Regions from separate parts of the Homo sapiens genome. Here region 1 is linked to region 2. The links are chromatin contacts, found by Hi-C or POLR2A ChIA-PET in ENCODE. All regions are on one chromosome and are shown on one strand. The core of a region is the stretch at or near the end of the contact, and the rest is flanking DNA. Distances in the headings are between cores, read along the strand shown. Region 1 holds the start of NINL (ninein like). Region 2 holds the start of ENTPD6 (ectonucleoside triphosphate diphosphohydrolase 6).

Region 1 (6,210 bases), core at 2,274-4,773, 390 kb before region 2:
ACCTGCGGTCAGGAGTTCGAGACCAGCTTGGCCAACAGGACGAAACCCTGTCTCTACTAAAAATATAAAAATCTAGCCAGGTGTGGTGGCGCATGCCTGTAGTGCCAGCTTCTTGGGAGGCTGAGGCATGACAATCACTTGAACCTGGTAGGCGGAGGTTGCAGTGAGCTGGGATCGCACCACTGCACTCTAGCCTGGGCGACAGAGCAACACTCCGTCTCAAAAATAAATAAATAAAAATAAACCAGTGAACATAAGCGTTTCTCTGAGTTCTGTGAGCCACTCACAGGTAGCAAATTAATCGAAACCAAACAGGGGGTCAGGGGGTCATGGGAACCCCAACTTGAAGCTGATCTGTCAGAAGTTCTGCAGAGGCCCGGCCTTGCAACTGATGTATGTGAGGAGTCTTGGGGACTGAGTCCTCAACTTGTGGGATCTGACACTCTCTCCAGGTAGTGACAGAACTGAATTAGAGGATGCCCAGCTGGTGTCTGCTGCTCAGTGTGTGGAGAAAACCCCACACACATTTAGTCATAGGTCTTCTGTGTTGACTGTTGTGCGGTGTGAGAGTGGAGAGTTTTCTCTACACGACAATAAAATTGGAATGTCTGGAGGTAGGATGCAGGCACTGGTGTTTTTAATTTTTAAGTAGTCAAAGTGGAGAACTCCTAGTCTTCCCACTTCTCTCTGATGAAGAACCACTACATTAACTCATTTAAATTCGGTATGCTCAACTGGGCACGGTGCCTCATGCCTGCAATCTCAGTACTTTGGGGGGCCAAAGTGGGAGGATCATTTTAGCCCAGGAGTTCAAGACCAGCCTGGGCAACATAGACCCCATCTCTACAAAAAATTAGTAAGTTAGCCAGGTGTGGGGGTGCATCTGTAATGCAGCTATTTGGGAGGCTGAGGTGGGAGGATCACTTGAGCCCAGGAGATCAAGGCTGCAGTGAGCTGTGATCACACCACCACACTCCAGCCTGGGTAACAGACTGAGATCCTGTCTCAAGAAATAAAATAACAAATAAATTCAGTACACTCCTGTGCAATGGGTAATTTTTACATTTCTATTTTGCAAATGAAACTGAGATCACAGATGTTACATGACTGGGTGATCCACAGTCAAACAGCTAGTAAGTGGCATGATTCACATCTTCTGACTCCAAATTCATTCTCCAGCCAGTGAGTGGGAGCCCGTGCAGAGCATCAGGAGCACTGAAGAGAAGACATTCTTCACAATGGCAGCCCCCATGGCTCTGAGCACCCCTGGGAATCCAGGGTTATAAACTGGAGTCATCGGGGTCTTGGCTGCGCATCCCACAGGGACCACCTTTGCACGGTGTGTCCTGCCATTGTGCCCCACACTGGTTGGGACAGGTCATGGGCATAGCAAAAGGTATCTGGGCACATTCAGCAGGTCAGAGAAACCTCCCAGCCTAGAACACACTATGAGCGTCTCTGAACCACTCCCTGTGTTTGCCTTTTGCTCTGCATGGGGTTTAGCACTTGCAGGCACTTGGAAATTTCACTCGCCCTTGGAAACTCCGTTCCCCCATAGCCTGTCTTTCATCCTGCTTCCTTCTCACCCCATTTTGCCTCTGATCCTCACATCCTCTAAAGTGGAGTTCCTACAAAGTATATGCACCTTTCTCATGCTACAGTGTACTGTAGCTCATTTTGTAATTCTGATATAACTCTCTGACATTTTTGTATATTTATGTTTTTATTTTTATTTTTTGGAGACAGAGTCTTGCTCTGTCGCCCAAGCTGGAGTCTAGTGGCAAGATCTCAGCTCACTGCAACCTCCGACTCCTGGGTTCATGCAATTCTTGTGCCTCAGCCTCACGAGTAGCTGGGACTACAGGCGCGCGTTAACCACAACTGGCTAATTTTTTTGTGTTTCAGTAGACACTGGGTTTCACCATGTTGGCCACGCTGGTCTCGAACTCCTGTCCTCAGGCAATCTGCCCACAGTGGCCTCCCAAACTACTGGGATTACAGGCATGAGTCACCGTGCCTGGCTGTATTTACTTTTTTTTTTCTTTTTTTGAAATGGAGTCTCACTCTGTCGCCCAAGCTGGAGTGCAGTGGCTTGATAACCACAACCTCCGCCTCCCAGATTCAAGCGATTCTCCTGTCTCAGCCTCCTGAGTAGCTGGGATTACAGGCATATGCCATCACGCCCGGCTAATTTTGTATTTTTAGTAGAGACGGGGTTTCTCCATGTTGGTCAGGCTGGTCTTGAACTCCCGACCTCAGGTGATCCGCCTGCCTCAGCCCCCCAAAGTGCTGGGATGACAGGCATGAGCCACTATGCCCGGCCGGGTATTTACGTTTTTAAATTGTTTTCTGTGTAAACTCTATAAGGGCCAGGGATTTTTTGCACCGCTGTTGGCAGCCCCTAGGACAATGCCTGGCCCTAGTAGGTGTTCGATAAATATATACAGGTTGAATATCCCTTAACCGAGATGCTTGGCACCAGAAGCATTTAGGATTTCAGATTTTGGAATATTTGCATTATACCAATTGAACACCCCTAATCTGAAAATCCAAAATTAGAAATGCTCCAATGAGGCCAGGTGCGGTGGCTCATGCCAGTAATCCCAGCACTATGGGAGGCCAAGGTGGGAGGATCACTTGAGGCCAGAAATTCCAGACCAGCCTGGGCAACATGGTGAAGCCTCCTCTCTTAAAAAAATACAGGCCGGGCGCGGTGGCTCACGCCTGTAATCCCAGCACTTTGGGAGGCCGAGGCGGTGGATCCATCCCTTGAGCCTAGGAGTTCGAGACCAGCCTGGGCAACACAGTGAGACTCTGTGCTAAAAATACAAAAATTAGCGGACATGGTGGCAGATGCCTGCAGTCCCAGCTACTGGGGGTTGGGACGCTGAGGCGGGAGGATCGCCATAGCCGGGAAAGTCGAGGCTGTAGTGAGCCATGACCGCGCCACTGCATCCCAGGCTGGGCAGCAGAAGTGACAGCCTTTCTCAAAAGAAAAGAAAGTTAAAAGAAGAAAAAAGAAGTGCTCCAATGTGCATTTCCTTTGAGCATCAGGTCAGCGCTCAAAAACTTTCAGATTTTGAAGCATTTCGGATTTCAGATGTTTGGATTAGGGATGCTCAACCCGTATTGATTTAATATGCGGTGGAAACGTGACGACCTAGGTTTTAAGTCGCGGTTTCCTCAGTGGTGGGTTTGGGGTATTACCCCTGCCTGGCCGGCCTCCGGGCTTGTTTCCAGAAGATGCTACCCCGAGAGCTGCGAACCGCCAAGCTCCGCAGCGCGCAGGGCTCCGACAGGGACCAGCGAGGTCAGCTCCAAGGGTCACCCCAGGCTCCAAACTGGCCAGAGCCGCCCTGAGATTTGCGGAGGCCGCCTTGCCCCCACCCCGCCCCGCAATCCCGGACCCGACCCGCCCCCTCTCCCGTTCGCTCGCCCCGCCCCCTGTTCGCCCACTGCGCCGGGACACCGAGGGGGCGGTGCCTCGAGGCCGGGAGGAGTGTTGCGTCGCGGCCTCCAGACACAAAGAGCGGCCGGCGGTACGGGGGTGGTGCCGCGCTCCTGGCCCCGCGCGGGCGGACGGCGGAGGCGCCTCCCAGGTGAGCCGGCCCGGGCGTCCGGCGGGACATTCAGGCGGCTGGTGGGGTCGAGAGTCCGGGGCCGCCCCTGCGTCGCGACCCGCGCCTTAGTCACCAGACCCGGCTCCGGGAGCGCGGCCTCGGGTGCTCCTCGCGGTGCGGGGCGCAGACTCGGCGCATCTGCTGTGGTGCCTGCTCTTCCGGTCGCCCTCGAGGGCGGGGCGGGGGTCACGCCCTAAAATACAGCGCCCGCTGGGCCGAACGCTTGAAAACCCGGTTTCCCGACGGCGGCGGCGCGGGCGCCGTGCGAACGAGGGCCCGGGTCCAGCACAGCCCCAAGGCTCGGCCTGAGGCGGGCGGCCTTGGCCGGGGCCCCCCGTGGTAATGAGCTACGCGGTGCCCGCCGCCTGCCCAGCGCGGGCCGTTTCTCCTGACGCCGCCGGCGTCTGGTCGAGGCCCAGGATTCCCTCCTGCCAGTGTGGCTGCGGCCCCCCACGGAGCGGGACCCGCGTTCGTGGCGCTTGGGACGGTTGATTGAAAGGGTGTAGAAGTCTGTTGCGAATTTTATCTGTTGTACTCGTTTTGCAGATTCGCCCCTTTCCTCCCGCCTGTGCGCGCAGTCACACACACCATGTGGGAGTCTCTGATCGCGTTGGGTTCATAATCATCGATCGTGCCTGGGTACTGATGCCCCATTGTTAGGAGCTCTGTGTGGGGCTGTATGTTTGCACAGGACTCACGTGAGGAAGGGTGGCCACGTTTCTTTCTGCTCTGTGAGACTTAGGCCAAGCCCTGGAACTAGGGAGGAGGTTCAGGAAGAGACCCATGAAGCTGGCGGGGCCTTGGAGAAGGGCAAGTGATTTTCAAGGTCAGTAGTAAGAGGGGTCATGAGTAATGGTAAGTTTCTTAGCGGCCTTTGCTGTGACTTCTAGGTTTTTCACACTGGACTTAAAATACTTTTAAAAGCAGAGTTTTTGTTCTTCTTGTTGTTGTTCTTGTTGTTGTTGCTGTTTTTGAAACGAAGTTTCACTCTTGTTGCCCAGGCTGGAGTGCAATGGCGCCATCTCGGCTCACTGCAACCTCTGCCTCCCGGATTCAAGCGATTCTCCTGCCTCAGCCTCCCGAGTAGCTGGGATTACACGCCCAGCTAATTTTTTGTGTTTTTAGTGGAGATGGGGGTTTCACCATGTTGGCCAGGCTGGTCTCGAACTTCTGACCTTCAGGTGATCCAGCTGCCTCGGCCTCCCAAAGTTCTGGGATTACAGGCGTGAGCCACTGCACCCGGCCAAGTTTTTGTTTTGTTTTGTTTTTGTTTTTTAATTTTATTTTACTTTAAGTTCTGGGATACATGTGCAGAACGTTCTGGTTTGTTACATGGGTATACATGTGCCATGATGGTTTGCTGCACCTATCAACCCGTCATCTAGATTTTAAGCCCCACATACATTAGGTATTTGTCCTAATGCTCTCCCTCCTCTTGCCCCCCACCCGCCCCGACAGGTCCCGATGTGTGAGGTGTGTGATGTTCCCCTCCCTGTGTCCATGTGTTCTCATTGTCAACTCCCACTTATGAGTGAGAACATGCGGTGTTTGGTTTTCTGTTCTTGTGTTAGTTTGCTGAGAATGATGGCTTCCCACTTTATGCATGTCCCTGCAAAGGACATGAACTCATTCTTTTTTATGGCTACGTAGTATTCCATGGTGTATCTGTACCACATTTTCTTTATTCAGTCTATCCGTGATGGGCATTTGGGTTGGTTCCAAGTCTTTGCTATTGTAAATAGTGCTGCAATAAACATACACGTTTATGTGTCTTTATAGTAGAATGATTTATAGTCCTTTGGGTATATACCCAGTAATGGGATCACCGGGTCAAATGTTATTTCTGGTTCTAGATCCTTGAGGAATCGCCACACTGTCTTCCACAATGGTTGAACTAATTTACACTCCCACCAACAGTGTAAAAGCGTTCCTATTCCTCCACAGCCTCTCCAGCATCTGTTGTTTCCTTGCTTTTTAATAATTACCATTCTAACTGATGTGAGATGGTATCTCATTGTGGTTTTGATTTGCATTTCTCTAATGACCAGTGATGATGAGCTTTTTTTTTAATATATGTTGTTGGCTGCATAAATGTCTTCTTTTGAGAAGTGTCTGTTCATTTCCTTTGGCCACTTTTTGATGGGGTTGTTTTTTTCTTGTAAATTTGTTTAAGTTCCTTCTATATTCTGGATATTAGACCTTTGTCAGAAGGGTAGATTGCAAAAATTTTACCCCGTTCTGTAGGTTGCCTGTTCACTCTGAAGAGTTTCTTTTGCTGTGGAGAAGCTCTTAGGTTAGATCCCATTTGTCAGTTTTGGCTTTTGTTGCCATTGCTTTTGGTGTTTAGTCATGAAGACTTTGCCCATGCCTATGTCCTGAATAGTATTGCCTAGGTTTTCTTTTAGGTTTTTTATGGTTTTGGGTTTTACATTTAAGTCTTTAATCCATCTTGAGTTAATTTTTGCATAAGGTGTAAGGAAGGAGTCCAGTTTCTGTTTACTGCATATGGCTAGCCAGTTTTCCCAGCACAATTTATTAAATAGGAAATCCTTTCCCCATTGCTTGTTTTTGTCAGGTTTGTCGAAGATCA
Region 2 (5,475 bases), core at 3-2,502:
GGAGGGGAGGCGCTTCCAGATCTCCTGACACAAAGGGCTGCCCACCTCCCTGGTCCTTTACCCGAACCTTCAGGAGGCAGACGACACACACACTAGCCAGCCACTCTCTCCAAGGCAAGGGGAGGGGGACAAAAAGCAATTTTGAGATTTGTACAGTGCTTGCCAGGTCCTTCAAAAATGACTACCGGCCGCCCATGGCTCTTGCACAGCGGGTGGGAGGAAGAGTCCTTGTAATCCACCTCTCCCAAGGAACTCCTGCGCGAGGTTTCAGATTCCCCGCCTGCAGGCTATGGCTGACTTCCCCGTATCCTGTGTGACGTGGGATGTGTGGCTTCGCGCAGGTAAGGCTGGAATACAGGTGCCTGGAGGGACACCCAGAGCTGCCCAGGCACTTCCCGGCGGCTGCTTCCTTTGCACTTTGCACTTACAGGTGCACTTATAATAAAAACACCCTCCCTTCCACGCTCCCCTGGGCCCTCCCATCTCTCCTTCCTCTTCCACGCTCTCCTGGCTGTTGAATGTTTTCCACTGAAGGAGTCTAGTCTGTCCACCTAGGGGGCTCTCCCTCCCTCGGTCCAGGGCATTCGCGGCTCACAGGTCAGCTCGGGCAGAACCGCCCTGACCACCTATGAGCTCCTCGGGACACCACCCCAATGCCAGGGTGAATCGTCCTTACACCCTCAGTCCTGTCCGAGCGGCCTGATCCTACCTGTTTCCCAGAAACTGCTACGCGAAGCTTCCCCGCCGGGCTCATCCAGGGCGGAGGGGTCTGTCCCTGACGCAGACTGGGGGCGGGTCCGCAAAAGCGGGCTGAATGAATGAACGCAGCAGGGCTGGGGCCCCCTGGGGCTACAGGCCCCTGCTATTTGGCCCGCCCTGTGGCCCAAAACACTGGACTTGCCCCCCACCGGTCAGCGGAGCCCAGACATCCAGGGAGCCCTAATGGAGCCTGGACAGGAAGGCAGCAGGAGGTGGGACCCGGGGTGCGAGTGACCCCGAGGCCGTCCTCCGGAGCGCAGCGCGCCCGCGTGGGGGAGGCCCGCCTACAGTCGGTGATCCCCGGCCGCCCCCGCCAGCGCCCCGGCCCGCCGCTTACCATGCACCGCGCGCTCCGCCACACCCACGGAGACGAGTGCCCTTTTCCGGGGAGCAGGCGGCAGCCGGTCTTTTGGGCTCCCCCGCCCCGGCCGGCGCCACCCCGGCCTCCACCCGCGGGATACGACCCCACGATTCCCTAGGGCCTGGGCTCCGCCCCATGCACGTGGCGTCACAGGCTGGGCGGGGGGGCGCACCCAGCCGCGCATGCGCAGGCGGGAGAGGAGGTGGGGGTCGGGGGACCCAGTTGCGCAGGCGCGGGCGGAGTATGGGTGCTCAGCTGCGTAGGCGCGATGGCCTTCTTTTCTTTCTGCAGGTGGCCTTGCGGTTTTCTCCAGTCCACAGCCGGGCTGGCGTCGGCCCAGAGAGGGGGGCTCGGCAGTCTGGTTCCCCGAGCGTCTCATGGCGGGCCCTCGCCAGATTCAAGGGGTTCCCTTGGCCAGTTTCCTTACGGCGCGGCGGAGCTGGCCCTCGTCGTCCCTGGTAGGGGGCAGCCTCACAGCCTGGACCGGCCTGTGCAATTTCCCCCATCCCTCCACGTCTACATTTTATTTTTTTCTTTTTCTTTTTTTAGGACAATGCATGATGGAAATGCAGCCACATCATAGCAGGCAGGTTCATGAAATCTGCCCTCCTCCCACCGTTTCTTGACCCCATTTTCTTATTTTTTTTTTTAACAGGTTCTCACCCAGGCTGGAGTGCAGTGATGTGGTCTCAGCTCACTGCAACCTCTGCCTCCCGGGTTCAAGCGATTCTGTTGCCTCAGCTTCCTGAGTAGCTGGGATTACAGGTGTGCGCCACCACGCCTGGCTAATTTTTGTACCTTTAGTAGTGACGAGGTTTCGCCCTGTTGGTCAGGCTGGTCTCGAACTCCTGACCTAAGGTGATCCGCCTGCCTCGGCCTCCCAAAGTGCTGGGTCTATAGGCATAAGCCACCACACCCGGCCCTTGACCCCATTTTCTGTCTTCCTAGAAATCACCAAGGTTGCAACTCCTGACTGTCCTGGCTCACAGGCTCCAGCTTACTTAAGGACCCCACGGTGGGGGCTGCCCACTTGCACACCTATGCTAGGCGCCCTCATTCCCGCAAGGGCCAGAGCCCCTTCCCGGCCCATGGCGTCTGGCCAAGGAGGTGTGGGTGCGCCCCAGCCAGGCCTGGTCCTAGAGGACGGCCCCACCTGCGCACTGGGGCATCTGGGAGAGCTATTAGTGGAAGAAGCCCAGGTTCCTGAAGCACCAAGTGGGCAAGAGTTTATTTTCAGGATGGGACGCTTTTGAGGGTGAATAAGTGCTAGCTGTATGGGATGCGGGGACAGTACACAGGCCCGGCCTGGCAGCCGGGCAATGCGGTGCCTGTTGGAAGGTCGCCCACAAGCACCTGGTTGGACACTGCCACTGAGATTTGGTTATTACAGAGGTTAGCCTATGCGGGCCTTCACTGATGGACCTTGAAGTGTTTCCCAGTTGCTTTGGGTTAGGAATAATGTGACTGGATCCCGTGGATTGTCTTTGTGCATGCATGTGGGTATATCTGTCAGAAATATTCTTAGAGGTGGAATTGGCTATGGTGGGATATGTCCTTTAAAATAATATATTAGCCAAACGTGGCTAAATTGCCCCCCTTAGACACTGTACTAATTTACACTCTGGCAAATAATGTGTAAGACTGTGGGTTTCCACACATCTTCACCAGTGGGGTCTTTCCAAACTTTTGGATCTTTCCCAATCCAATAATGACAAAACTATATCTCATGGTTTTAATTTACACTTCCTAGTATTTTGAGATCCTGTCGTGAAGTGGTGATGGCCCTGTTTCTGCCTGCTGCACTTGGCAACATGTGTTATCACTTCCTTTCTTTTCACCACTTTTTACTCTTAGAGTTTCTAGAATTTGTGAAAGTAAAATCTTTTTGCTGGCATGGGCTTTTGTGTGTATTATACACTGCTTGGAAAGGTCTTGCACCACATCTTCCCTTCGTAGATTGTTTCTCAATGTTTAATACTCAGCTCAAATGTCACCTCCTCAGACCATTTTATCTAGAATGGCCTCCTCTAGTTATTCTCTGTCACCTTTTATGTTATTTCCTTCATAGCACTCATCACACTGTAACCACCCAACAGCTTCTTCTTGCCTGTCGCCCAGATAGAGCCAATTTTTCAAGATGGGAATTGCAATAAAGAGTTCGATACACATAGAGCTGGCTAACCAGGAGAGCAGAGGCTTATTACTCCTCAAATCAGCCTCTCCTCAAATTCGGAGTCTAAGGAATTTTTTGGGGGGGGTTTGTTTTTGAGACAGTGTCTTGCTTTGTTGTCCAGGCTGGAGTGCAGTGGTGCAGTCTAGGCTTACTGCAACCTCCACCTCCTGTTCAAGCGATTCTCATGCCTCAGCCTTACAAGTAGCTGGGATTACAAGCGCACACCACCATGCCCAGCTAATTATTTGTATTTTTAGTAGAGACGGGGTTTCACCGTGTTGGCCAGGCTGGTCTCGAACTCCTGCTCTCAAGTGATTTGCCCTCCTTGGCCTCCCAAAGTGCTGGGATTGTGCCAGTCTGGAGGCTAGGGTTTTTAAAAGATAGTTTAGCAGTCAGGGGGCTAGGGAATGGTGAGTGCTGATTGGTTGGGTTAGGGATGAAATCCTGAAGAGATGAAGCTTTCGTCTTGCTCTGGGTTAGTTCCTGGGTTGGGGTCACAAGACGAGATAGCCAGTTTACCAGTCTGGGTGGCTAGTCCATCACAATGTGGGGTCTGAAAAATACCTTGAACACCAATCTTATGTTATATAATAGTAATATTATCTATTGGAGCAATTATGGAGGTTAGGAATCTTGTGGCTTCGGGCTGCATGACTCCTAAGCCATAATTTTTTTTTTTTTTTTTTTTTGAGATGAAGTCTTGCTCTTGTCCCCCAGGCTGGAGTGCAATGGTGTGATCTCGGCTCGCTGCAACCTCTGCCTCCCGGGTTCAAGCAATTATCCTGCCTCAGCCTCCTGAGTAGCTGGGATTACAGGCACCTGCCACCACGCCCGGCTAATTTTTATATTTTTAGTAGAGACAGGGTTTCACCATGTTGGCCAGGCTGGTCTTGAACTACTGACCTCAGGTGATCTGCCCACCCTGGCCTCCCAAAGTGCTGGGATTACAGGTGTGAGCCATCGCGCCCGGCCCATAAATTTTAATCTTGTGGCTAATTTGTTAGTTTCACAAAGGTGGTCTGGTCCCCAAGCAAGAAGGAGGTTTGTTTCAGGGGGGGGCTGTTATATTTGGTTTAAAGTGAAATTATAAACTAAGTTTCTCCACAGATTTGTTTGGCCTATGCCCAGGAATGTGCAAAGGCAGATTGGAGGTTAGAAGATGGAGTCGGTTAGGCCAGCTTTCTTTCACTGTTGTAATTTTCCTATGTCATATTTTTCTTATTGTCATAATTTTTGCAAAGACACAACACCCGTCATTACTTGTTTGCTGACTTGTTTATTGGTAAATTCTTTGTTCCACTACTGAAATGAAGCTCCATGAGAACAAATAAGTTGGTCTGTCCTGCTCACTGCTGCATGTCTGGCACTCTGTCTAGAACATGGTAGGTGCCTGTAGCATACATTATTGGTGCTAATGTCCCTTGCCTGCCTCTGCCGTCAGCTCTCTGATTGTTGTGGAGAGTTCCCCTGAATGCTGCCACCTCAAGCATCTCGTTGCTGTCCTCTTTAGGGCTTATCTTACGACTTTCTCCGGAAGCCTTGGGAGCAGGCGCAGCCTGGAATTCAGGGAAATTTAACATCCCCGGGGCAACTGCAGGGCAGTTTGGGTGGCCTTGGACAGACCCAGTCCCCTTTTTACCATGTAGTTCTCAGGAATAACTGCAGAATGTGCTAGGATTGCAGCATCTTGAGATAAGGGAGAACTGGCTGAACAGCCCAAGGTCAGTTCCAGTCTCCTGCTGAAAATAGGATGTCCTTCAACACTGCCCAGCAAATCACATTACCCTGGGATGTTAAACCCAGGGCAGGCTGCTCTCTGGCATTCCTCGTCTGTGGTGCAAGTGGGGCATGCCCAGTTGAGACTCCATTTGCCCTGAGCAGATTTCCTGAGCCTCAGGCAACCAGCTTGCAATGAATGCTCCTCTTGTCCCTTGCTGCCTGTCTGTAAGTAATAAATTTGCTTCATATAACTTATTGAGTATGAATGCGTTCTCTCTCACTGGACACAGACATGTTGGTAACCAATGCACAGTGAACCTCCTTCACAGCAACCCTTAATTAACTGGGGATATATACCTCAGCCTTCTGTCCCCAGAGGACCAATTCTGAGTCCTCAGTAGAAGTGAGCCTCAGTGACCCTTAGTGGTGATCAGCTCAGTAATGCCCCCTTGGGTTGGTCCTC

Evidence for each region. A loop is a pair of places that touch in the nucleus more often than their neighbours do. ChIA-PET counts read pairs that join two places held with the same protein, here RNA polymerase II (POLR2A). Pooled maps may share reads with other maps.
Region 1: a loop to region 2 is called in a map of naive thymus-derived CD4-positive, alpha-beta T cell, with 7 times the contacts of the local background. The contact joins the promoter of NINL here to the promoter of ENTPD6 in region 2. A Hi-C loop is called at or near these places in 1 of 168 maps with a recorded cell type or tissue (naive thymus-derived CD4-positive, alpha-beta T cell) and 5 of 50 pooled maps. POLR2A ChIA-PET finds 5 or more read pairs at or near these places in 1 of 52 experiments (HEK293).

What each region holds. Positions count from the first base shown.
Region 1 is chr20:25,582,844-25,589,053 of GRCh38, reverse strand. It overlaps NINL (ninein like), which reads left to right and starts at 3,523. Exons shown (of 24, transcript NM_025176.6): 1 at 3,523-3,599. RefSeq lists a silencer at 3,459-3,588.
Region 2 is chr20:25,191,489-25,196,963 of GRCh38, reverse strand. It overlaps ENTPD6 (ectonucleoside triphosphate diphosphohydrolase 6), which reads right to left and starts at 1,252. Exons shown (of 15, transcript NM_001247.5): 1 at 1,097-1,252. LOC101926889 (a long non-coding RNA gene) reads left to right here and starts at 72. Exons shown (of 6, transcript NR_109994.1): 1 at 72-341. RefSeq lists enhancers at 107-256, 637-706, 1,557-1,796 and a silencer at 997-1,416.